Regions from separate parts of the Mus musculus genome. Here region 1 is linked to region 2. The links are chromatin loops, found by intact Hi-C in ENCODE. Cell type or tissue: gastrocnemius. All regions are shown on one strand. Each heading gives the region's core, and the rest is flanking DNA. Links, peaks and the distances in the headings are about the cores only. Region 1 holds the start of Zkscan3 (zinc finger with KRAB and SCAN domains 3). Region 2 holds the start of n-TEctc11 (a tRNA gene).

Region 1 (16,169 bases), core at 4,295-12,294, 250 kb after region 2:
AATAAATGTTATTTTTAAAGAGGAAGCAAAAGGAAGGTGGACTATCATAGATTACAAGGGACAGCAATTCTATACGTACTATGTAGTTTAAATATAGTATGCTCTAACTGTAAAAAGATACTTTTGGGTCAATCAGGAAAGCATGAATGCAATATTAAGGAATTACTATCAATTCTGTTCATGATAGTATGTCTAAATTAAAGCTCCTACTTTATAGCACATTGCTGTACCTGCAGATGAAGGGATCTGTTGTCTTGGCCTCTAGTTAGCTGTAAAAAGAATGAAAGAAAGACAGGGGAAGGAGAGCAGGAAAAGGAAGGAAAAGGGAGGCTGGTAAGGACGGATGGGGGAAAGGCAGGAAAAGCATGACTGAAGAGGACTATAAGATTTATGGCTGAATGGTGGGCCTACTACTGCAGGTGAGATGGAGTTTCTCTCTGATTCACATTCAAATCTTTACTAATGTCATTTTAAATAGTAAACAAAACCTTATCTTCTTTCTTTCCTGAGTACAGGCCAAAGCATTTTGTTGGGATCAAGGAAGAAGAGTAGAGCTGAGGCTAGAAAAATGAACACTGATACATTCTTAATAACGGCTTCACACACTCACGTTTTGTCAGCTTGCCTATCTGGAGTCTCACCAGCTGGGCAGAGTACAAAGGTACAGGATCAGAAGACTGTTTACCAACACAGGCGTTTGCCAAATAAGTAAACCAAAGACAAGGGTTTTGTTTTTGTTTTTGTTTTTTGTTAAGTTACAAATAGAGAAAAGAATGCTTCAGGGATCCCTGTATACCCTCAGGAGGTTAAAGATCCAATTCCTTAAGAAAAAGAAGGAAGATGAAAGGACTTTCAAAGACCACAAGAGGCATCAACTCAATGACCATGGCAAACTGTGTATGGTCAATATTAGCTTTAAAAACCTGCAAAAAGAACAAAGGGTGTTAGTGGGAACTCAGGATCAGATCGACTTATCTCTAATCTATCGCCAATCTACCTATCATCACTTCTAACTATCAGCCGTCCGTGTGGTTCTCACACTGGAGAGGAATCTCGCTGAGGGTCAGAAAGCTGGCAGGTCGGCAGCAATGTCTGCTTACAACAGGGTCCTAATCCTTCGCGGTTAGACGCTCCTCCTGTTTCTCAAGCTCCTCCTCCCACCAAAAAAAAAAAAAAAAAAAAAAAAAGGCATCCCCAGGATTTTAAACCTCTGTGAGCCTGACCATTACAAGACACTACACAAACCACTTTTACTCTTTGCTGTGGGATAGGCTCTTTTCCAGAATGTTCTATTTTCCCTCCTAAAATACAGAAATCATTCATTATAAAGAGAACTGATAAATAGTACTAACATTCAAAAGACAACAGCCAGTACCAAGGCTGATCGATGAAGAGAAAGTGCTGTCCTAGTTAGGAAAAGCAACAGGAATAATAACAGCTATCTTTACACTGTGCAGATTACCCCGTGCCTGGTACTATTTTAAGCACCTTTGCACAAATGAAGCCATTTATTCCTCACAACAATCCAGTAAGTTAGGCGACATCATTATCCCCTAAAATAGCAAAACACAGAAAGGTTAAGGGACTGGGGGGAGAAGTCACAAAGGAGCTGAGGCCAGATTCGACCAAGCAACCCGATTCCAAAGTTCTGGCTCTCTTCCAGTACCCCAGAATAAAGACCTTGGAACTGACCTTGTCTCCAGGAAAAGCAAAACTGTGACGTCTCCCATTTTCAAAGCTTAAGTACAAGACCCGAGAATCCCATCGCCAAACGCCCTGAGACTGACCAGACACCCGGAACCGGCCTGAGGCGAGGCGCCCGAGGCCCTGTCGGGCGCTCGGCCCAAGTGGCCACCGAGTTTATCTTCTCGGCGCCACTAGGCCGCGGAGGAAGATGTTTTGTCCCACCCCCAACCCCCACAAGCAGCCGACCCCTGCGGGAGGACGGTAACAGGACGGGACCCAAACCCACCCGCGAACGCAGCACCTCGTAGCACCCCGCAGTCACAAAAGTGTCGAAAGTCCGACCCCGGGGGGCGGGGCACAGAGCACTTCCGGCTTCTCTAGGCACCAGCGACACTCTATGATCCCCCCCTTCTCCCTCCTCTTAGTGGTTGCTTCGTAAAAAGACTTTTAAAAAGAAATTCTTTTAGCTGAAGTAGCAATGCAACATTTTCTCTCCTCCCTTTACTTCCTCCAGTTTTTTCCGTCCTCTTGGTTGCCTCGTAAAAAGACTTTTAAAAAGAAAAAAATTTTAACTGAAGTAGAATTACATCACTTTCCTTCCTCCCCCTAGTCTTTTCTCCTACCCTCTCACTCTCAAGCTGATAGCCTCTTTTCTTTGTTATTGCTACATTCATGTGTGTTTGTGTATATGTATATATGTTGTATATATGTATGTGCATGAACAAGTATATATCTATATCTATACAGATATAGAGATATCTGTATCTATATATGTACATATTCCACTGGCTAAGTTTTTGTTTTTATATGTTATTTGTGTGCATATGATTTCAAGGTTTCAAGACTGCATTGGACAGCTAATAAGAGGGCTCATCTTAGGGAGAGACTAATTCTCCATTTCCCAGCAGTCAATAGTTGCCAGTAGTTCTTTGGTTTGGGGTGGCACCCTGTGAAATTTTACCCCCTTCCATTGATATTGATATTGTCTATTGATACTGCAATTGTTTCAGTCTTGTGTATGCAGCCATTTCTTGGAGGCTGTTTCACAGCTGACATCCTAGATTTCTTACAATTTTTTTTTTGCCTCCTCTTCCTCCATGTCCTCTGAGCCATAGATGCAGGAGACATGATGTGGATGTATCTGTTGGGGTTGGGACCACCATGATCTGTCAGTCTTTGTTCTGTATCCAATTGGGTTTTTAGTGATGGTCTCTATTCTTTATAAAGAAAAGCATCTTGGATCACAGGTGGTAGCTACATTATCCAGGAAAGATGACTCTAGCACCAAGAGACTTTCAAAATTTGTTTTTTCCAAGGACAACTAAGGGAAGATAGCAAAAGAATGAGCTCCTATATAGCCTTCCTGAAATCTCTGTGATGTCAAGAAAAAGGAAAATTATATGTTCTCTATCGTCATAAAGAAGCCCTAGGGAAATGCATAAGAAAATGTTTGTTTAGAAACTGCATGAAAAGGGAAAATAAAAGTGAGAGGAAATTAAACTATTAATTATAAATATATAACAGTATTTTTGTTTTTGTTTTTGTTTTTGTTTTCCGAGACAGGGTTTCTCTGTGTAGCTCTGGATGTCCTGGAACTCACTCTGTACACCAGGCTGGCCTCAAACTCAGAAATCTGCCTGCCTCTGCTTCCAGAGTGCTGGGATTAAAGTCATGCGCCACCACGCCCGGCAACATATAACAGTTTTCAGGACCATTCTGAATGCCCTTTATAGAAAAAGCCAAGATAATTTAATCTTCAACTTATAATTAGCAAATTTAGCAAAGCTACTAAAATTTCAAAATTGATATTGATAGTTACATTTTTATAACAAACACAAATAAGAAAACATCACCTTAAAAGATAATCATTACAGTAGCAAGAAAATATAAAAGAGACCTCAACAGAAACAGAAAGGCTTTATTTATTAAGGATAGATAGTTGAAAGCCAGAGAAATTGGCTCATTCCTATGATCCCAGCATGTGGGAAGCTGAGGAGGAAGAGCCACTTCAAGTTACAGCTCCAAGTTCCAGGCCAGCTTGGAGTTCTGGATTACAGGGTGAGAGCCATCCTCACAAAACAAAACAGCCCCACTCATGGTCATGCAAGTAAACACAATTAAACCCAGTGGTTCACACACACAAAGAGACATCATGTTGTGGTGATCCCAGCCACAGAATTATTCTCATTGCTACTTCATAGCTGTAACTTAGATGTTATGAATCATAATATAAATATGTGATATGTAGTATATCTGATATGTGAACTTGGTGAAAGAGGTCCCAAAGAGGTCATGACCCACAGGTTGAAAGCACTACTATAGACAGCATTGCTTCTATTTTTGTGTCATAAGTACGCGTGGTCTTATTTATCTATATGAAATCTAGGAACTACAAATGAAAGCATGCAATATTTGTCTTTCTGAATGTGAATTCATTTGCTTAGTACGATTATCACCAATTATATTCATCTCCTATAACTTTTGATATAACTTTTTCTTTACAGCTGAAAAATTCTATCTATCTATCTATCTATCTATCTATCACATTTTAAACCTATTTCTCTGTTGAATGGATGGCTAGTTTAGTCTAAGAACTTAGCTATTGTGAATAGTGATGTAATAAACATTGATATGTAATTATCACTGTGTTATGTTTACCTGGAGTCATTTGGATAATGTTCAGCAGTGGTATAACTGGATCATATGGTCCAGTTAATAAAGATTTTCTCTCATTCTAGGCTGTCTTTCTCCTCAATTATTTCCTTTGCTATACAGACACATTTTAATTTCTTCCTTTCCTCCTTTAAAAAAAAAAAGATTACACACACACACACACACACACACACACCACCACCACCACCACCACCACCACCACCACTGTCCTCAGACGAACCAGAAGAGGGCATCAGATCCTATTACACCATGTGATTGCAGAGACTTGAACTCAGGACCTCTGGAAAAGCAGTCAGTGTTCTTAATTTCTTTAGACAGCATTTGTTAGCAGTTGGCATGTATTTCCTGGAAGACTGGCGTCATCCTCACAGTCATCCTGCCTCTGAAGCTTTTCTCCTACTTTTCCTTCTAAGAGTTTCAGCGTTAAAGATCTTCCAATAAGGTCTGATTCATTTAGGGTTGGCTTTTGTACAGGATCAGAATAAGGATCTGCTTTCATTCTCTTCCATATGCAGTATTGAGATCACACACACATCACACTGAAAACAGTTCTTTAGGAAAAAATGATGAGCACCTGAATGGCAAAGCTCACTGGAAATTAGACTCCTTTTTTACTTTCACTGTATTTTTTTACATGTATGAGTATTTTGTCTGCATCAACGTCAATCCACCATGTGAACGTGTGGCACTGGAGAAAGCCAGAAAGGAATACTGGATCTCCTGGAACTGGAGTTACAGGTGGCTGTGAGCTGCTATGTAGGTGCTGAGAATCAAACCCAGGGCTTAGGCTAGAGTAGCAACCCTCTTAGCTCTTGAGTCATCTCTCCATTCCCTATTACTAGAAAAATTTAACCAATAAATACAGAGGCTTAAAATGTGGCTCAGCGGGTAGAGTTCATCCTTAATGTGTGCAGAGCCCTGATTGCAGTCCTCAGTTCCACAGAGTGTGGTGATATTGCTTGTAATCCCAGTACTTGGGAGATAATGCAGAAATTTAGGGTCATCTTAAATTGAGCTACATATTGAGTTTGAGGCCAGCCTAGGATATCAAAAAGAAATTCATAAAAATAAGTAGTACAAGGTCATACGGTCTAAGAAATAATGTGAAAATATTGTAGATGTATATCAGGTATTTACATAATTAAACTGTTACTTTTTAAATTTTTGCTTGTGATGCCTGAAAGGCTTTAAAATTTGTAACACATGTCATGATTTTTCCAGACTAAATATGCATTTGGTACTCTGTTTATAATTTTGATTTATTTTTCTTAGATATGGTTTCAAGAATAGTATTTTATTTTGTATTATAAAATGTATGAGAATGAGAGACTTGTGTTCATGACTATTATATACAGTCCAAGAGCAAACCTTTAGCACAAGACTGTATTAAACAGACTTTGAATAATTAATAAAATTTAAAAATCAACTAATAGCATAAACTTGTAATTTCCATATTTGGGAAGCAGAGGCAGGAGTATCAGGAGTTCAAGGCCATCTTGGGCTGAAAAGTGAGTTTGAGGTCAGACTGAACTAACTATATGACAGTCTGTTTCAAGGGCACAAAGACATCAGCGTTAGCTTCTGACTCGTGTTGTCTGCTCTCTTCTCTAGTTCTGTGGTTACTACCTTGATCCCCGCTTACACTGCTTTCATTAAGGACTTCATTGCAGTTTTTTACTGATCCCCCTGCTCCCATTCTTACTTCCTTATAGTCTGTTTTCCAAAAAGCTGCTACAATAACATTTCTGGGTGGGAATTTAATCATATTACCTAGATTCCTCTCTGGGGGATACAGGAAAAGTAAGTGTTGGTGCTCTTTGCTGCACATTCTACTTTCTAGTCAGTCAGAATTGCTCAGTTTTTTAGATGCATCAAGTATCTCAACACAATCTTGCTTAAACATTTGAAGTATTGTTAAAGCACTTTTAATACTGTTAAAGCACCATTAAAATAATGATAGGGCTTTATTATTACCACTTCTTTTAATATTTTCAATCATATTGAGAGCTGGGACTATTTAACTCATTTATTAATAGCTGTTTTACTTGGTCCTAGCTACCCTGAGCAAGGCCTGTTAGCCACAGCCCATTGGTCTGAGCTAATGTCAGATCTATCTGCCTTAAGCACTTCAAGAATGCCTTAAGGAAGCTACATGTCAACTGCAGCTGCTTGCTCAGAAGGCACTCTCCCAATCCCAACGTTTCTGTTTGTGCAAGAACGTTTTAAGTACCACATGCTTTGGTGAACTCTGGGATCCATTTCCACACAGGCCAGAGGGAAAATGCTTTGTCTGGTGACCCAACAAAAGAACTGTACTGTAATCGGAGCAAAACAGTTTTTGAATCAAAAACAGCCCTGATGGGTACAAACACCTTTGCGTCATTCTAGCTCTTAAGCAGGCTGTTCAGCTTACTGTTTCCGGTCAATCAGGCAATCCTAACATCCTCTCAAGCATCCCCGTGGGATTTTCTGTTTGCAGGGCCCTCTTTCTCTGCTGTCCATGTCGTAGGACCATAACGGAGGACTTTCGGGTGCCATTTCAGGATCCGGGATAGGAAATTAGCAAAAGCCGGCCGTAAGTACTACTCTTAGTCTCACCTTTGTGGCTTTAACCTTGATGGGGAATGAGTATCATCAAGTTTTAGTCAGAAACTAGTTAAAGAGTTAACATATCCGTATGCAGAGCTGAGCAGGAACCTGCTTTAGAGACATACAAAAGGAAGGCAGAAACGGCAGGCTTTTCCGTTGATTTAGTTTCCGTGTGGGTCCAGGTGGAGCCTACTTCTCAGCAAGGCAGTTGCTAACTCACCTGCCAGGCACACACAGGATTTTCTACTCTAGCCGAATCACAAGTTTTTGTTTTAACTCATTTCACACTGCAATTGCTTGCTCACATACTTGTCTTCTTCCACAGCTTCTTCCTAATGCTGAGACCCTTTAATAAAGTTCCTCATGCTGTGGTGACCCCCCTCCCCCAACCACAAAGTTATTTTGTCGATATTTCATCATTTTGCTACTGTGATGAATCATAATGTAAATATCTGATATGCAGGCTATCTGATAGGGTACCCCAGTGAAAAGGTCGTTGGCTCTCCAAAAGTGTTGCAGCCCACGGGTTGAGAATCCATATTCTATAGTATGAACCCACAAGAGAAATACAGGAGGCTCTAGGAGGGAAGGCAAAAACAAAACAAAAGCAATGCCCGAAGACGAACAAATTTACGTTTTCGCCGCCTCTCTTCTCTCTTTACACTGTCAATTTAGAGTCAAGGCTGGGAACAGATCTGACCTGAGGAGGAATACAGGCTGGGAACTAGCAGTCACTTCCAGTCCCACAGTTTTTGTTTTCGTGCCCCTACCAGCGCGCCCTACAAACTCAGCCTCCAATGGTGGGGTAGCGATTTGGGCCTAAGCTTGACAGCCTTGCGTCATCGAAGCTCAGTTATCTCATAATTCCCCGAGAAAAGCTGCTTTTAGAAAGAGGGAGGGAAGGAAGGCTTAATTTGGCTCCTGGCCTCAGGACCGATGACGCACTTCCTGTCTTTGACGGGGACAGCTGTTAGGGACCTGGGAAGTTGAGTCCAGCGGGCTTTGCCGACTCTCCGCTTTCCAGGAGATTTAAAGTCCTTATTTGGAAAAGGGGTGGGGGTGGGGGTGTCAATTGCGCCGGCGCGATCCAACCCTGATTCCGGGCTCCGAGTCTGGGTGAAATCTGGAGGATGCTGGATCTTCCTGGCTCAAACCCAGTCCTGAGACACCTGAGACAGTTATAGTCCTTGATGATTAATTGATTGTGCTGAGAGTGGAACCCAGGGCATCTTCTTAGAGTAGGCAAGCATTCTACCGCCAAACCGGATCTCCAGCCCTTATTTCTATTTTATGATGTTGGGTATTGAAACCAGGGACATGCTAAGCACCTTTCTAAACAGTGAGACCGTTCTACCAGTGAGCTAGACCTTTAGCCATACTATCACTCTTTTCTCATAAGCGGAAACACGGGCAGCATTTGTTTCATATAATTTTCTTTATTGTAAAATAAACTACAAGTATCATGACATGTCATCCCCCAGTATATTTTTAAAAGAATTATTAATTTTTATTTATGTGGTTGAGTGTTTTCATCTGTGCACTGTGTGCTGCCTGGTGCCCACGGAGGCCGGAAAGTGTAGGGTACCCTGAAACTAGTGTTACAGACGTTTTGTAAGCAGTCACATGGGTGCTGAGCATGGTGTCCTCTGCAAGTACCACTGAGCAAGCTCTCCAGACTTTAACGCATGTCTACGGACATTTCCCTACATTCATCATATCATTAGCAGACACAATTAGAAGCAAGAGCGTTCCCTAATACTATCTGATACCTAGTTTACATTCAAATTCCCTCTGTCAGATTTCTTTTACAATTAATTTATTCCAATTCGGATGCAATTGTAGGCCACTTGTATGTAGTTTTAAAATCTCCTTCACTTATAACTCTACCCCTCTCCCCATTCTTCCCATTCCATCAGCTTGTGGAAGAGCCATTGGCTTGTCTGTATATTATCATCTTAATAGATTTGCTTTGAGTCTTCCTTCAGGGTATTTAAGTTATTCCTCTATTTCCTTGTAATTGTGACCCAGTATACTTTGGGGATTGTGTTGCAACATAGGTGATTGACATTATTGTTTTTCCATTATTGCTAAGTACGCCAAAGCTAATGAGAAAATGTTCTTATACTTTTCTGGTTTTAGTTCACTCTGGGAAGACTATGGGAACACATCAAACTGCAGTTGTTTTGCTGCCTGACACACAGTGGGCACTTAGTAAATACTTATGAAATGGTTTCTTTGTGGATTACAGGTAATCCATAGCAACTGGATGTTAAATGTAGGAAGGATCTTTCTAGTTTTTACAGGAATAGACCTTGAAAACACCTTCTAAGCTACAACATTTCCTTGTGTGCATTAGAATTGTATCCAGGAGTCTTAAGCTAGTCCCAGTTCCAGAAACATCTATTGAATGAGGGCAGTGCATTTGTTTCTTCCTTCAGTTGTATCAGTTTTTCAAAACTGTATCTTTTAGTCGCTTTACTTAAGTGGAAGTCTTTCTGGATGAATTGCGATAGCTTAGGTTCTTAACTTTCTCTCAACTCTTTCCAACTCTTTCTGGCTTGCTTCCACTCTGGCTTTTGTTCTCATTGTTTCCACGCAGTAGCAGAACTTCTCAATACACAAATACAGTCTGGCACTTTCTTTTTTAAAGTCTTTAGAATTTCCCTGATCATTTATAAAATCCAAGCTCTCGTGTTTTTAATGTCTTCCCAGCCTACTGCTTTGTCACTTTCCTCTCCTCCCATGGTCAGAGACGTTCTAGTGTCCTTTCATTCCTTTGGCCTATGGCTTTGAGCAGGCTCCAGTGCTCTTCCTGTCCTCAACCCAATGTGCAGGTCACTTCTTTTGCACTTAAGAATTGAACTTAATTGATCCCCAAGCCCTCCTCCCCTACTGCAATTTTCAATGAAACAGAGTCTAAAATTTTTAGCTTTTTATTTCACTCTAATGAATCTTTATGCATTTGTGTGCACATACTCTGGTGCTCCTCTGGAGGCCAGACATTCAGGAATTGGCTATTTCTCAGTACTAATTCAGTTGTGAGGCATTGGTGGCATTTGCTGGCCTTCTTAGGAATCTTGTCAATGTCCTGTATCACACATTTTCTTATTTGTTCATACTTATGTTTCATAGCTAAGCCACCAGAACCCCTGCCTATTATTAGCAACATGATGTGTAACCTTGAGTGACTTCTCTTCATGTCATTTGTGTGGTCTGTGATATTGTATCCTCATTTGTCTTTTCTCACCAGGCAATCCCATTATTTTAAACTAATCCTACTGCACTGCATTTAGTACTTGCTTCTAATCCATAGTTTTCAATGTTTCAGGCCCAGTGAGGTTTTTTTTAAGCTCCCCTTTTGTCCTTTTTATAGCCTTCATTACCTTCAGCTACTATATATTGCCAGATATTTGAATCATTACACTTTGTGTTCTCACTCTCTCCTTGGAATACATATTTTATTCCAAATTTTAACAATAATCAGATATACAAGTATACAAACTACACAATCAAAAGTATACTCATTTTCCCCATTTGTTCACATCCTCACTCCTGTATTTCAGTTCTCTGTTGCTCTGACAGAATAGTGTAACATCACTGGGCCTTGGGCCACAGCTGGCCAGTGGTGGGCAGGGCATATATGTATGTTTGCTGTCAGTTGTAGAATGACCACATAATCCTACAGGTCTTAAGTTAGGCATACCCATATGTCTGTCAACATCTCCATTTTTAGCTGGTCTAGGATGGTCTCATCATTAGTGGGGTAACTTATCTCTTCTTGGGTCTCAGATCAAGAAGGGTATATTCCTGAGTATAACCTTATGTCAATTTGAGAGGGGGAAAAGTAAGCCAAACGCAGTTACACAAGTGCCTTTCAAGTCTCTGGTTTACCAATAACACATAAGCCAAGTTAAGTCATATAGTTGAGCTCAGAGTCACAACTCAAGGGTGGAAGGTATTACAAATACAAGACTATAGGGAAGGTTCTAGACTTAAGACTATTAATCTGCCCTTTACCATATGCTTTCCCAAACATATGCAAGTAATACCTACTTATACTTAAAAATTATTTTTATTTTCAGACTGGCTCTCACTACATAGCTCTGGCTAGCCTGGGACTCAATATGTAGATTAGGTTGGCCTCCAAGTCTCAGAGATCTAACTTCCTCTGCTTCCTAAATGAAGCCAGGATTAAAGGCTTGTGCCATTGCACCTGGCCACTTTTAATTAATATAAATTTTGTACATTGTTTCCATTCTCTGTATTTTATCACTACTTTTATTTACCATTGACATAGTATTATATTGTCAGGTTCATGCTCCATAGGAAGATTGAATCAAAGAGTCTTTAATCATATTTTTTCTTTCAATTCACTGCTGTGAACCCTCTAAATTAATCCCAGAATGGTTTCACCACAGGGACAGGATGTCCTTAAGAGTGTGAAGATTCAGGAAGGTCCTCTCCGGGACCAACAAAGCTATTTTCCAGTGAACAGCTTTTCTGGCCAAGAGGCTTCACGACATTTTAGGGATTCTTGTTACCAAGAGACTCCTGAACCTTGGAAAGCTCTGAGCCATTGTGGGAACTCTGCAGACCCACACACAGCAAGGAGCAGATCCTGGAGCTGCTGGTGCTGGGGCAGTTCCTGACCATCCTATCTTAGGAGTTGCAGGCCTGGCTCTAGCAGCAGCACCCAGACATCAGGAAGGAGGCGGTGGCTAGTCTTGAAGACCTTTGCAAGCCCAGAAAGGAGGTGAGATGAGGATTGGGGTTCTAGACACTTAATACTGAACGAAGAGCAGAGTTTGCTTGGCTTTGGTTACAAGCCTGCGTTCCCTGTTTCTGTGTAAACAATCACCCCCTGAATGTTAATAGCTTATAAAAACAAGTGTTTGGTGCTGGAGAGATGGCTCAGAGGTTAAGAGCACTGACTGCTCTTCCAGAAGTCCTGAGTTCAATTCCCAACAACCACATGGTGGATCACAACCATCTGTAATGGGATCCAATGCCCTCTTCTGTTATGTTTGAAGATAGCAACATAAATAATAAATAAATCTTAAAAAAACACAAGTGTTTGAGTTTGTGTGAATTGGTAATCTGGCTGCTGCTTACAAGAATGTCATGAGATTTTGAATGAAGATGTCAGTCAAGACTAGTATAGCCATCTGATAGTGTAAATAAGGGTGACAGATTCTTCTGGAACAGCCCCGTTGTGTGGTTGTTGATAACTTCAGGTTCTCTCTGTCCATCAGCAGGAAGTTTTAGTTCTTTGCCACACTGACTCATTCCTAGGTCTTCCACACAGAGAATGATCCACGATAACATTTCCATTTGAATGAATGAGTTTATTAAATACTTAGCAAGTAGAACCAAGGGAGCAAAACATTAAGCAGCAGATAACCAACAGAATTCCAAGACACACCACCTAGCAGAAATGGCTGGGCAATCATTGGTTAGCGTCTCTATCTTTTGTTTTTTTAAAATATTTATTATTGTCCATGTGTATTATGTGTGTGTTTTTGAATTAAGACATGCATATGTGTTTCGGGAAATATTAAAAAAGGAACCGTCGTGTTCCTGTGCTTGTGCCAGCAACTCTCTGCCCCGGGGTGGCCTGGCTAGTCATGCACTCTCAGGCAATGTCCAACCTGTTTTATCTCATGAAGACTCTCGGGCTCAGAGCTCCTGAAACGTCTCCACCCAGCTCGCTAAGTTCCCACTGGTGGGTTGTTACTACGCCAACCCCCACGGCCTATGTGGCACACCTCAGGTAAACCTATGCTTTGCTGCCATACCTTTTTCTCTTGAACCTGGATGAGCCACCTCCTGAAAGAAAATGCAACACAAACTTAGTTTAGAAAAGATGGTAACTCAATCATTGGGCATATCAACTAAATCACGATCTTGTAAGCCTTATTAATTCTAAATCCTCTGGTGGTGAATCCTGATGGATCTGCCACTGAAACCAGGAGACACTGGTAGCTACATCCTGTCTTCACAATATCCCTGTCCAAAAGGACCTAACTCTCTCCTGCTTCCACTCTTCCTCCAGCCAACCCAGAAGCCCCACCTACTTGTCCAGTGATTGGCTCCTTTATTCATTAGGGAATTGGTTCACAAGAAGTCACCTGAGTATGTGACTTACTCCTTGTCTGCAACCACTCCCAGGAGAGCTGTTTGTCAAAATACAAACAGCACCAGGCCCATCCACAACACACGTGCAATGGTATATGTGTGTGTATATAGGGCAATGTTTTGGGAGTCATTTCACACCTTCCATCTTGTTGAGCCATGATCACTCTTGTTGCTTCTATTTTTTGTGTACTCCATGCTAGTCGGCCTGTAAACTTCTGGACAATTCCATGCCCAGTTCCTATATACATCAGTGGGATCAAACCCAGGTTATCAAGCTTGCATGGCAAGTACCTTTACCCTCTGAGCCCTCTTGAAACTCACAGTTTATTCCCATTAAGAATCTGCCACAGTTCTCAGGACGACATAGGTGTCATCCAGAGCTCTCATTGTGCTGTCACTTGGGGTGTGAAGGGGGTGGCTTGGAGTTGCCCAGCTACCCAAGTTGTATTATTTTTTTAATCCCTTGGTTGGTTGGATTACTTGCCTCATTCACTAGCAGAGTCGTGGTAACTTGCTTATTGACAAGAGGAGCAGCTTTAATAATCCTGATCCAGATCCTTGCCTTTAAATTATCAGCCACCCCCACCCCACCCCGCCCCAGTAAACACTTCACCGGTTCCTTAACTTGTTTGCACAGTTTTTAAGGCGTACCATAGGTGACTAGGTGAGGGCCGTGAGTTACCAGTCAGGTCTTTGCTCCTTGCACCCCTCCCCCACCACTCCCACCTCACAGCCTCTTTCAAAATGAACTTTTCTTGCAGATACCATGCCCTTCCTTTTCCTGTGTCTGTAACACATGTTTCTCAGCAACGTGACTACAAATACATCATCTCTGATATTTTTTGTAAGGGCCAAAGTTATGTTTTGTAGATCACGGTATGATGTGGTGGAAGGGGGTGCCTCAGCAGGACCATGTTGAGTCATCCTTCTACCCCGGGGTACCAGACATAAGACGGGTGTAGTATAGGGTAGAGATTATTCAGGGGCATGGGAAGGGAGGTTGAGAAGGGAGTAGAGATAAAAAAAGAGAGGGGGACAGAGAAGGAGAGAGCGAGAGCAAGTGAGCGAGAGAGCAAGAAAGAGGAGGAGAGAGGAGGCATGGCAACACTTGGGGGGGGGGGTTTCAGGGACAGGGAAGGCGAGAGAGGGAGAAAGGGCTCAGAGAGGGAAAAGAGGCAGAGATAGCAGAGCTAAGAGAGGCCAAACAGTCTCTTTTATCGCAAGCCAGGCCTACCTGACTGTTGCTAGGTAACTATCCGGGACAGCCTAGTAGGAATGCTGACATGTTGACAATCTCCTTTTCTAGTTGAACTTTTTACTGTTTTATTCAATTTTGTTCCTCAATAGTTTCCCATCTGGCTGGAAAGGTCATATTATTTCTCCCTGTAGCCATTTGCAAAGCCCGAGCTACAGGGTGTAGCTTAAAATCTTTGAGCTTGTTGGATCATTGACTGCTCACGGAAAAAACAGCCGAGCCACCATGCAAAAGGGGAGGTATTTCCAGCTTGTGATTTCCTCAGCTAAACTGGACTGTTTCCTGCTTAGAAACAGTAATGGCATTTTGAAGATTCTGACAACTTTTCCAATTATTTTCAGCATGGCGAATGATCCAGCATGGCTATGCTTTTGGTTTCAAAATGAGAGCGAGATTATTAAACATAAGCACGCAGAAGAGAAGAAAACCACAAGCAGATGACTAGAACATGAGAGCAGAACAGAGCAGATAAGAAAAGACTGAGATGTGCAGTCACACGTGGCTGGTTGGAGCCTCTGGTCAACAAATAAGGTCACAGGCAGAATTTCTTCCTGCAGTGAGACTTCCCACTACTGGCATCTAAAAAAAATCACATATATTTGTTTCTTAAATTTTTATTTTAGATTTATTTTATGTGCACACGTGTTTTGCCTGCACTTATGTGTACCATGTGTATGCCAATTGTCCACAGAGGTCAGAAAGGGGTTCCATCCCCTGGAACTGTAGTTATGTGGTTATGTGTTACCACATTTGTGCGAGAAACCAAACCAGGCTCCCAAGGACATGGTAGCTTAACTCTTAAGCAATTTGTTGTCTTTTCCTCTTGCCTCAGGGACAGGGATGAGGCAGCCTATCCTTCCCCAGACAAGAGGTCTTGAAGGATACTTCTAGACAAACATGCTTGGGCCTGAAGTGGAGGAGCCAAGCCCTCCTTCAGAACCAGCTTTTTTTTTTTTTTTTTTTTTTTTTTTTTTTTTTTTTTTTGAGCTCAAACAGCATATAGCAATTTACTAAGGTAAATTATATGTAATAAGGTATATTGCAATGGGATCGCTTGTTATCATGGCATGTCAGCTAGTTTTCTCCAGTGGAGACAAAGCAAGAGGGAAAAGCTACAAAGCTTTTAAAAATTACTGTCATACAGAAGCTACGTGTCATACCTTCTGTCATATTTCGGTAGAAATGAGCCACGAGCACTCAAAGACAGGGAAATTAGACTCCCCCAATGCTCGACCCCTTCCTGTTCTTTCTGGTGCCGAGGACTGAACCTTAGCCTTGTAGAAGCTAAGCAAGTGAATGTCAGCTGCACTATATCTGCATCCCGTTTTATCTGAAGACAGTCTCACTACATTCTCCAGGTCGCTTTGAATCTGAGTTCTTACTCAGCCTTTATGTAATATATTTCAGGCCTGTACCACCGATCTCCACTAGATTTCACTGTTTAAAGGGAAATGTAGCTAATAACTTGACCTATTTAAAATCACCACAACCTGTTGGCTCATTTTTGTTCTCTCTTTCCTGTTCTTGGTGGGATATAGGACTTTGGTCCTTATTTTTTTTTTCCTTTTTCAAAAAAAAATATGGCTGCATATAATCCCTAGCATCAATCATTAACTCAGGCTCTGCTGGATCTCTTATAAACCCACGGGCTCTAGATCAGAAGTGTGGGCATTCTAACACGCCCTCAGAAGATGTGGTGCCCTTGAAGGCCAAGCAGAAGTCAGCAGTCAACCGGTCCAAGGTGACACAGCTCAAACATGAATCCTTTGGCATCCCCCAATTGCAAGAACAAGATAAGCATTGTACGTGTCCATTCAACTAAATTCTGGTG
Region 2 (11,402 bases), core at 1-8,000:
ATAAGAATACAGTAGAGTTCATGGCGAGCACTGCAGTAGAGTTAGAGGGAGAGTAGAACAGCAAAGAGGGAGAGGCAGTTTTACAGAGACAGATTTGAGAGAGAACAAGCTAGACACAGATAAAAGCAGAATGAGCCTGGAAGCTCCTAGGATCTGTACAGTCTTATTCTAGGTCTAGAATGTTTTTAACCTCTGAGTCTTACTGTTGAGTAAAGTCACCTTTTCTAGTTCTTTCTGGCTAGCTGATTCAACTGAGCTGTTCTGGCTCAAAACTCCACTCCAAGGTGATTGATTCAATCTGGCCCAACAATCAGTTTCCTGAGAGGAACACCAATCCAGAGAAACTGGAAACTGGGTTTGTGCCTGGTCCTTCACTCTGCCTTTTGTATTTACAGCTCTTGGGCTGTTGTATCCTTTATATTATCTGGTAAATATAAATAAATGAGTTTCTGAGCTCCATAGGTCCTTCCAGCAAGCCATGAACCCTGAGCATGGGTGACGAGAACCCACAACTTATATCCAGTCAGGTGGAAATGCAGAAGACGTGGAGTTTGTCACTGACTTCTGAAATAGGGGACGGTCTCAGGGATGCCCCTTAATCTCTGGGGTCAGGATCAACGGTAAGAGCTGAATCCTTGAACATCCAGTTGCTACACATGGTGACTCAAAAAAACTAATTGTCGGGCTGGAGAGATGATGGATGGCTTAGTGGTTAAGAACATGGACTGCTCTTCCAGAGGTCCTGAGTTCAGTTCCCAGCAACCACATGGTGGCTCAGAACCATCTGTAATAGGATTTGACACATGGCTTCTGGTGTGTCAAAAGACAGGACATTGTACTCATATACATACAATAAATAAATAAATCTTTTTTAAAAATTGATTGTTGGTCAGTGTTGCAGGAAACTGTGAAATAGGCAACTCACCAGGGTATCTGACCACCACACCCCTCTGCCAGGCTGCTGGATGTTCTGCACCTGTCAAACAGGGTCACTGGTGGGCAGGAAGGAGATGCAGGACATTGAGGGAAAGCCTGCAGGAGCTCACATTTGCATATAGAAGGAAAACACTCAGGTTTGGCAGTGTGGTCAAGTGGTATGAGGTGCTGGATTAAGGTTGTAGCCTCTTAAAGGATGTGGGTTTAAATCACACCACTACCAAGGATTTCCCTCATTAACAATGCTCCAGAGATTCTTCATCTAATACACAGTTAAAACTGTTTGAATGGCAAGATAAGGTAGCACAGGCCTCTGTCCCCAGTACCTACACAGCAAGTGGAACATTGTAAGTTTGATTCCAGCCTGAGCTACATAGTGAGTTCCAAGACAGCCAGGACTACATAAAGAAACTCTGTTTCAAAGCTATATAGAAACATTATTTTAGCCGGGCAGTGGTGGTGCGCGCCTTTAATCCCAGCACTTGGGAGGAAGAGGCAGGAGGATTTCTGAGTTTGAGGCCAGCCTGGTCTACAGAGTGGGTTCCAGGACAGCCAGGGCTACACAGAGAAACCCTGTCTCAAAACAAACAAACAAAAGAAATATTATTTTATATACATTATAATATGCACTTAATTATACATATACATATATATTATATATAATGGATGAATTAGTCCTGGAACCTTTAGCTCACTAGTGCCTGGTAGAAATCAGAAAGGTGACCACGAAGAGCACCTGTGGTGCCTGACAGCCCATATAGCACTCAGCCCTGAGCAATCTGGATCCCATGTCCCTGTGGTTTCAGGGTGGCCCTCTGTTTGCAGCAGTTTATTCCCATGCTTTGGAATTCGGCTCCTTCTGAAAGTCACCCACCCCCTCCTGGCCTCGACATCCTTCTCCCAGTTCCAAAGTTAGCACTTTAGGAACTGACTACAAAAGGAAGCACACAGAAGGGTACTGTCATACAGAATCTACAGTTTAGCAGAGTTCTCTAAGGGTTTGCAAACATGAATTCATAGTCCACAATTAAAAAGTCCTCTCTGGGTAGGCTTTGACTGACATTCTAGGAGTACTCTAGTACTTCTAGTTCTCAGAGTAAAGACACTAGAAAAAAATTAATAATAATCATATTCTAATATATCATATATTATAATAGTAATATGGATTATGTACTAGATGAGAAGTTGATTCCTAAATAGTTCCCATCAATTACTGCTGAAATGAACTATTTCACCCACAAATTTATGATTGGGAAGAGTGGTAGTTTAGAGGAGAAAGACCCCCATAAGCTCATATGTGAGTGAATACTTCATCCCCGGTTGGTGGACCTGTTTGGGAAGGGTTAGGAGATGGGGCTTCTTGGAGGAGGGTGTCACTGGAGATGGGCTCTCTCTCCTCTCCCTCCTCCCTCCTTCCTCTCCTCCCCCCACCCCTTGTGCTGTGGCTGGAGATATTAGCTCTCAGCTACTGCTCTAGCTCTATGCTTGCTGCCATTAGAACCACGGATTCTAGCCCTCTGGAACTATGACCCCCAAATTAAATGCTTTCTTTTATAAGATACTTTACTCATAGTGTCTTGCCTCAGCGATAGAAAAGCAATTAAGGCAGGAAATGTTACCATAAAAGCATTTTAGAGTTGTGTAACAGGGAGTGGAATCTTAGGAGCTGAGGGCGCACTGACAATGTGGAAAAACCTTGGCAGAGGTAGGATTTTTTTTTTCCCAGATACAATCCTAAATCCAACGAATTAGATGGCTTGGACACTACCACACAGGAGTATTTCCTTGAAGGACCTCTGGGTGTCGTCGCTCCCCCTATCCCTATTTGACAAATGCTGGAGACACCAATGACCTCTGTTCCTTAGTCACCCAGGAAAGGGGAGGGAGGCACGCAGACACCCCACTGATCTGTAGGTCCGTGATCTGCAAAATAAAAGCCCTGCATCCCTCCACAGCCCACCTCACTGCAGAGTTCAAGTCCCATCTATTCACCGAGAGGTCATACAGCGGAATTCCCACCAGGGAAAAAGCCAAAGACAGCTCACTTTGAAATGCCAGGATTCCAATGCTGTAAAAGTACAGTTGCTGTTATGACCTAACTGTATTAGTAAAGTTCTGCCCGCCCCCCGCAACCCCCGCGTTCCTTAGGGGGTCAAGAGCGTGTCCAGTGAATTTTTACTCCTGAACCAGAAAGATTCGACTCAGTTAAAAGAGTCTAAGTCTCTCAGTCAAGCGAAAAGGTCCATTTCTAACAGGAAAAAAAAAAGTCAGCAAGTTCCTTCAAGTTCAGCTTCCACTGGTATCTCTGCTTTGTCTTCAAGTGGCCTTCTATAGGAGTGGACTGGCTAAGTAGCATCATACACCCTGCACCCTTCTCAGCACTTAGAAGGTATTGTTTCCCAGGAAAATTAGGATAACGACTAAGAAAAAAAGGATTCCCAGGAAAACCAAAGCAATTACCAACTACTTTTGCCCTGTCCATTAATCTGAATCCATGTGTTTTCGCATGTCGAGTGACTCTGAGCTCTCTACCTGACTATCCAACTCTCTTCTCTCGGTGTTTTGTTCCTATCCACAGTGATCTCTCCACAATGTATGCTTCTAACAGCAAGTCACTAGACGTCAACGTTAGCCTTCGGGGCCCGACCTGGAGCAAGAGCGCCGCCTTCTGGTGGTATTTGCTTTACTGCTGTATCAGCAGCTCCTTGTCTCTTAGGAACATCAGTCCAGGAACTGATTTTTCTCTCTAGTGTTTGCTTTTTGGTTGTTTGTTTTTTGCTTGTTGAAGGTCTGTGAAGTAGAACTCAAGTAGAAAAACGAATAAAGAATTTCAGAGAGTAAGTGAGCATCAAGGATCCATTAGCGCGGTGACTACGTATTTATTTTTGCCTGGTCACTTTGGAAGAAGCAATGCTACCGCCCGGAACCCCTTTCTCCTAACCCTAGCCAGTCAGGATAGCCTCAGGTACCTCGAATTGAACAGAAATGGCAAATGATTACAGAATGCAGTTACGAGTATGCTACTGGACGTTTATAACTAAGTTCTAACTCCGAGTGTCCAGACAACAAACTACAATTAACAGCCTGTCTCACAGGTCAGAGAGGATTTGTGAAGGGCAGAGAGAGGACATTTAACCTAGGTAGCCACAGTGGAAAACCGGAAAACCGGTTCGATGACTCCACGTCTACCATCAAAGGGCAAGGAGGAACTTTGGAAATATATTCTGTAGTATGCACTATATGTGTGAAAGGAGGGTTTGGCGTGTGCACAACTGCCAGAACGGCTCAGACCCGCGCTCTCGCCGTTCTCTGTTCTCCTTCTGCAAGGGATATGCAGACATTATCACCGCTGTCACTTGAGGGGAGCAATCTGATCCCTTTAAATGGTCAGGGCTCCGCGGTATAGCCTCAGAGTCAAGGATGGATCTCTCCTTTAGGGATTTATGTCATAATGGGGCGACCTTCTCCGTCAGGTTCTCTGATGCTTGCAATTAATTCTCATTCTTTGACTTAAAATGTCTTAGAATCCTAGTTAAATACGACGCACTGAGAATTCAATGTTCCCTCTCTTTAGAAAAAACTATTTAAAGCATTTTAAACAGTTCTCTTGTGCCAGAGGACCCTAGAAATTTTGAGCCCTTCAGCTTTTTACCAATCAACACATTTAAGGGACTCCTGCTCCAGTCACCAGGAAACTTCCAGCCGGTGGGAAGCACCGCGAGGTCCCACTTGTCTCCTTTACAATTTATCTTTACAACACCCTGTGCAAACCTAGCCAGCTTCTCAAGAAAATGGTCTGCGAATTTCCCCCCTCTCCGAGTCACCCTTATAGCATGAGTTTTTAAATCTACAAGTTCGGAGAGAGATGGGGAGGAGGAAGGAAAATAACGGGAAAGGGGTGGGTCAATGGCCCAACAATGAAAAACACTTGTTGCTATTTTAGAGGGTCCCGGCTCACCCCTACAAGGCAGCTCAGGACCGCCTCTAACTCTGCGGGCACGTCGTGCATGTATACACTCAGCCATAAACACTAAAAATAAATTCAATACGATTTATTTGTTTATATTTTAATATATGACTGTTCTGCCTGCGTGTATGGCAGTGTGCTGCGGGGGTGTCTGGTGACCATGAGGAAAGAGGAAAGCGCTAGATCCCCTGGAAATGGAGTAACCAGCTGTTAGAAATATCCAGTGGATTCTGGCAACAGAACCTAACTCCTTTAGCAAGAGCATTTGAGCATTCGGAAAATAAAAGGCTCGGTCTTCACAGGATCAAATAATTAGTAAAATTTTGAAAATAATGAAATTACATAAGCTGGTAATTTGCAATTGGACTAGCATAAGTAAATTGGATACAAAGCTGAAGCTCACTTATGAAACCGGTAATTTTACTGTACAATGTTCCGACCCAAAAGTTTGAGTGAGGTTTGGAAAAACAAAAACTGCACTTCCCTGACCGGGAATCGAACCCGGGCCGCGGCGGTGAGAGCGCCGAATCCTAACCACTAGACCACCAGGGAAACTGCCAGTTGTCCTCTTGCAAGAGCTAAGACTTTAATTGGCCAAACAACTATCTGATGTGTTAATGATGGATTCATTCAGTTAACCAACCACAAATTCCAGCAAATCAAATTCAGAAGACGTGAAAGAGTACGATAGAGTTGGTGCTCCCCTGCTTATATGTAGGAATTGACCCAGAATACATTCTAGAAAATGTATGTTTACATGTTGCTATTATTAAAAATTAACAAGATCATTAAGGTAATTTTTGAGACAATGTCTCAGCCCTAAGATGCAACTCTACGAAGATAAGGCTAGCCCTGAATTTAGAGAGAACCGCCTGCCTCCGCCTCTCGAATACTAGGTTTAACGGCGCTAAGGAAGGAAAGTTTTAGAGAGTGATTTAAATTGTCTCCTTGCTTTTCTCTTTATGATACAAGAAGCTGTTTGAACATCACATCTTAGATTGCCTAAGTAACGCTGTTAAGCGTGAAGTTCTTTGGTCACGCCCAGCCTGGACCTACGTGAGAAAGTCTTTAGAACTCAGCGTGAGAGCATGCTGGGCGTGGCCGAAATAGCTCAGTTGGGAGAGCGTTAGACTGAAGATCTAAAGGTCCCTGGTTCGATCCCGGGTTTCGGCAACCGCGTGCATTCCTTTTTTTTCCTTGCTGGTTTTTTATTGGTTTTGTTTTCTTTAATAAAATTACTTCTAAATTTACTGTCTTCCTTCAGGCTTTCAGCTGTTCCGCATCTTTTTTCTCCAACTCATATGTTTCTCAGAACTTACCTCTTCTTTATTCCCATGAAGATATCTCAAAAGCTTTTAAATCAAGCTAGCCCAGGTTCTCTTGTCTTACAGATCAGATCAGACTCAGCTACGGGCTATACCATTCAGTCCAACTGATCACAACCATCAACTTCCCAGTTTCCACATGTTGTGACACTTTCTTGGCCCTGTTTAATTTTCTTGTGATGCAAGCTAATTGACAACTGTTCCTTAAGCAGAGACTCAACTCTCCCGCCACTTTTTTTCCCCCTGTATTGTATGGTGACTCTATTTCATCACTTCACTACTATAACTTGAGATAGTTGCTACTCTGAGCCTGTACTTTGATTTTTACTTAATTTCTCTGCTTTTAAATAATTTCACATATATTTTCAAAGATAATAAAAAGGTCCCATTTCTGTTGCCTAACTGCTTCCTGTAACAATACCTTATAAAACACAGTCCAGTGTCACAGTCCTGACTGCCCTTTCACAAATACAGAAGAACGCTAAACAATAAAATGAGAATATAAATGAACTCAAAAAACAAAACAAAACAAAAAAAAGAATATAAAAACACAAGAAAACTGCTTAAGCAGAAATGGTTCATAATTCCTTTAAAATACTAGACTCTGCTGTTAAAGACTAAAACTCACAACCAAAAAGACAAAAATAAGACTTGTGTCTGGTTGTGTTGACAGTAGCATTCAGGTAGGAGAGGCAGGGAGGATCTTTATGAATTCAAGGCCAGCCCAGTCTACATAGAGAATTCCAGGCCAACCAGGGCTATAAAGTAAGACTCTGTCTTAAAAATAAAACAGGTCATAATTATAACTCTCCTGTCTGTTTTGTGGTACAGCAGGATATTCTACTCCTCCTGTGGCTGTTTCTAAGATTGTTTCTGTGAATCACCTATATTTAGGACTTTTTTTTTTTAACATAATGGCAAACTGCATTCAGACTAAGGTAAAACTTATGATTGTATTTTCTTTGCATTTTTGTTTTGTTAATAACTGGTGATGGAAATCAGAACCCCACAGCAAGTGGGACCTGCCCTAAACACTAAGCTGATGTTCAGCCCGATTTCAACTCTTACATAGCCTGTAGCACTCAGGTCCCCAACCTCGCTTGGGTGGGTAAGCCAGCTAGTAACAGCACAAACATTTGGGCACGTGCAGTAGTTTGACGCTACTTGGCAGATATATGCTCCTTGGAGATGTGCCCTTGTTGGAATTGTATCACTGGGGCTGGGCTCTGGAGTGCCAAATGCTCGAGCTGGGCTCAGAGTCTTCATTCATTTCCTGTTGTCTGATCAGGATGTAAGAGTCTCAGCTACCTCACCAGCACCAAGTCTGTCTGTATGCAGCCCTGCTTTCCCACCATTACCAGGATCATAATGGACTAAACCTCTGAGGCAGTCCAATTAAGTGCTTTCTTTTATGGCAATTACAGTGGTCATAGTGTCTCTTCACAGCAATAGAACCCTGACCAAAACCAAAAAACAACAAAAAAAAAACCACAACAACAACAAAACATCATGAATACTCAGAATTTTGCCTATGGCAAGCATAAATGACATGGGCAGGGCAGCAGGAAAGACGAACAACTGAAAACAGTATGATGGAAAGTGCCATGCTTAGACCATTACTTTGTTTGCTAGTGTAAACAGCCAATCTAAAAAATAAACAACTCCAAAATTTCTCTTTCTTTTTCTTAGCATATGAATTTTTGTCACGATTATTAAATAGGATATCCCTAAATAAAATTTATGAAGCCATAGCTCAGAATTTAGTTCCTCCCAACAGACCAAATCAGAGCAGAGTCTCTTGCTCTATTAAGTAATCAAACAGAACTTTGAAACAACCCAGATAAACAAGTGTAAAACACAAGCAGCCGCCAGCCACCAGTCAAAAGGGGCGCAGTCTACCTGAGCCAGTATAATAAGAAGAGCCCTGCTTTAATCATAGGGGAAGGAAACATGAAATGATCGATTCTTTTTTCTTGTTGCTAATTTCTACTTTATTGATCCTTTTGCACGTCTAAAGCCTCCTCCTAAGTCCCCGTACTGGAACCCCTTTCAGTTTGATGGATGGCGTACTGCCTAACTAATAAAAAAATCACATTGATCTTTAAGCCTTATTAAAAATGTAAGTATAGAACTTATTCAAGTCCTTCCCCCAGTGTTAATCCTTCAACCTTCCCAAGTTACAGAAGCATATTCCTCCTGTATTACAGTTTGGAAATGCGGTTTAGACCAGACCAACCTTCTGACATCTTTGCTGTGACCCGGAACCACAAAAACCATCTTGTCAATACACACCTGGTGCTGTTATCTCCCAACTTTCCCGAGCAAAGGAACAAACCATTAAGCGTTCATTTATACTTTGATGACTCTGAAACATGATCCTAACCCTGAGAAAAAATAGAAAGTCCTGCTATCTTAAGTAAGCAAGTCACACCCTGTGCAGTGACATAGGCTATGAGGATATCAAAAGTGTAAGCAATACAAGAAGGGCAAAGTGTCACAGGTTTAATTCTGGTATCCAAGAAGCAGAGGCAGGCAGATCTCCATGGGTTTGGGACTAGCTGGTCTGCAGAGTGAGTTTCAGGCCAGCCAAGGATGATGTCTTAGTTAAGGTTTTACTGCTGTGAACAGACACCATGACCAAGGTAATTTTTATTAGGACAACATTTAATTGGGGCTGGCTTACAGACTCAGAGTTTCAGTCCATTATCATCAAGGAGGGGGCATGACAGCATCCAGGCAGGCATGGTGCAGGCTGAGCTGAGAGTTCTACATCTTCATCTGAAGGCTGCTAGCAGAATAGTCACTTCCAGGTAGATAGGATGAGGGTCTTAAAGCCTACAATTACAGTGACACACCTACTCCAATAAGACCACACCTACTCCAACAGGGCCACACCTTCTAATAGTGCCACTCCCTGGGTCAAGCATATACAAACCACAACAAATACAAGGTGAAACTGTGTCTCAACACCGACTCACCCTCCCCCCAGCCCTCCCCCAACAAAACCAAACCAAACCAAACCAAACAAACAGTCTAAGGAATATTTTCTCACTTTCTATAGTAAGTTTAGAGACTGAATAGAATTTGCTAATTTTTCTATTTGTACTGTCTGTTAAATATGATCAATTATCAATAACCATTTGTCACGTTTCCTATACTGAATGGTACCGTTATCGTCACTGAGGCCAAATAGCTGACACAAGCCCCTTGTGGGAAGGAGAGTTTACTGTGGCTCCCAGTCTGTGGGTGCTGTTCCTTGTGCAGGGAGTCACAGCAGGGAGAGTGTGAAGGCACTGGTCTCACTGAGTCCACAGTGAGCACACAAATGACAGCTCTGGGCTTTTTCCTTTTTATTCCATCCAGCTGTCTACACCCAGGGTAGGTCTTCCTCCCTCAGTTAAATATCTCTGGAAACTCCAGACAGACATACCATAGGCAAGCCATCTTAGGGGATTCTGAACCCGGTCAAGCTGACAAAAGAAATTAACCAGTACATAAGGTTTCACTAAGTGTTTGTACTAATCAAGATTGTTTCCAAGGTCATTTTCCAAATGACAGTACTTAAGAGCTAAAGGAAACATTTTATTTTCCTGTGGCTCTGATTTGATGCATGACTTGATAAGGAGATTGAGGTCCAAATAAGATCTGCACTGGGGCTAGCCCATGGCATTAAAATGTTCTCTCTCCCCCTCTCTCCCTCTCTCTCCCTCTCTCTCTTTCTCTCTCTCTTTCTCTGAGATTACAATTTCTTAAACTCAGGAGCTATGTCTAGGCTATTTTGTGTTTGTTTGTTTGTTTGTTTCCTGACAATTTGGCAAGGCTAGAGTTTTCTGGAGAGTTCCCAACAGCTTGCCTATAGACAAATCTATAGCCATTGTCTTGATTAATTAGTAATTGGCATGGGAGGACCCAACCATTATAGGTGGTACCACCCCTGAGCAGGTGATCCTGGGGTGTATTAGAAAGCTGCTGAGTAAGTCCTAGGGAACAAGCCAGTAAGCAACACTCCTGCATGGCTTCTGCTTCACTGCCTGCAGGTTTCCCCCTTTCGTTCCTGCCCTGACTTTCCTAGATGATGAGCTACAACTTGAATGTGAAATAAGTCGTTTCCTGCCTAAGCCTCTTTTATAGTGTTCTATTACAACAACTGAAACCAAGGTAAGACAAGCCCTAAGACAGCATCTGTTCATCTATAATGCACAGTGCTACTTTCAACTGAGCAATGATGCTGCTTGGGAATGTTTTATTGTCTGCTTTTTACTGTCTGACTCATTCTGGACTTGCGAGTTTTAGTTTTTCCTTGTGGTAGCTATTCTTCCTGTGGAGGCTACTCTTGGTTGTCAACTTGAATAAAATTAGATTAACTAAAATCCAAGCATCTAGGTACCCCTAGGAGAGATTTTTAATCTTAATCATTTGAAGTGAGAAGACCTACTTCTGGATCTTTTGAGATGGGAAGATAATGCCTTTAGAGGTGGGAAGATACACCTTTGATCTGGGCCTCGCCTTCTGCTGGAAGTATATATAAATGACGTGGAAGAAGGAAGCTTGCTCTCTTATTGCTGCTTGCTCTCGCTAGCCAGTCCATCCCTTCACTGGCATTAAAGCCTACTTCTTCAGGATTCCAGCATATACTAAAGACCAACAGAGACATCCAATCTTATGGACTAAACAACTACTGGATTCTTGGACTTTCCATTGGTGAACAGCATTGTCAAACTAGCTGGACCACAGCCTGTAAGCCACTCTAATAAATCCTTCATTCTATCTATTTTGTTCCTCTAGGAAACCTTGACTAGTACGCTCCCTATATGCTTCCACATCTAAATTCTTCATTCTGTGAAGAGCAGTTAGCTCTGTTTTGATAATCTATTCCCTAATCCAGTTGTGTGTCCTTCTGTCTGTTGTTAAAATAGGATAATCAGAGTTTTCCTGTGTTGTCTGGGTGGTGATGCTGGCATTTGGATGCTAATCTTTCTCATCTTCATTATCTGAACTCTTGAAAAATACCGTTGTGTTATTCATAGACTCAAAAAACAAAAAACAAAAAAAAACAAAAAAACAAACAAACAAAAACAAAAACAACCTCAGAATCTTGATACAAATTAGCACTGTCCACATTACTTGATACAAACTAGCAGTTACTCTACATTACAGGGTAACCACTCAGGGCT

Evidence for each region. Peaks named below come from ENCODE experiments on the same cell type or tissue, not always from the same donor. Only the 100,000 strongest peaks of a DNase experiment are listed, where the experiment ranks them.
Region 1: it touches region 2 in a loop (6-fold over the local background); 3 of 42 quality-filtered maps call a loop at or near these places.

Annotation. Positions count from the first base shown.
Region 1 is chr13:21,400,700-21,416,868 of GRCm38, forward strand. It overlaps Zkscan3 (zinc finger with KRAB and SCAN domains 3), which reads right to left and starts at 2,056. Exons shown (of 6, transcript NM_001145778.2): 1 at 1,973-2,056. In gastrocnemius, for the core only: no CTCF peak of the experiment used is centred there; a DNase peak (open chromatin) is centred at 7,942; H3K4me3 peaks cover 2,121 bases; H3K27ac peaks cover 2,145 bases.
Region 2 is chr13:21,155,402-21,166,803 of GRCm38, forward strand. It overlaps n-TEctc11 (a tRNA gene), which reads right to left and starts at 5,455; the gene lies at 5,384-5,455. It overlaps n-TFgaa4 (a tRNA gene), which reads left to right and starts at 6,004; the gene lies at 6,004-6,076. It overlaps Gm32298 (a long non-coding RNA gene), which reads left to right and starts at 10,936. Exons shown (of 3, transcript XR_382107.1): 1 at 10,936-10,965. In gastrocnemius, for the core only: a CTCF peak has its summit at 3,612 (motif pointing left); DNase peaks (open chromatin) are centred at 2,877, 3,595, 4,248, 4,859 and 3 more places; H3K4me3 peaks cover 3,558 bases; H3K27ac peaks cover 1,985 bases.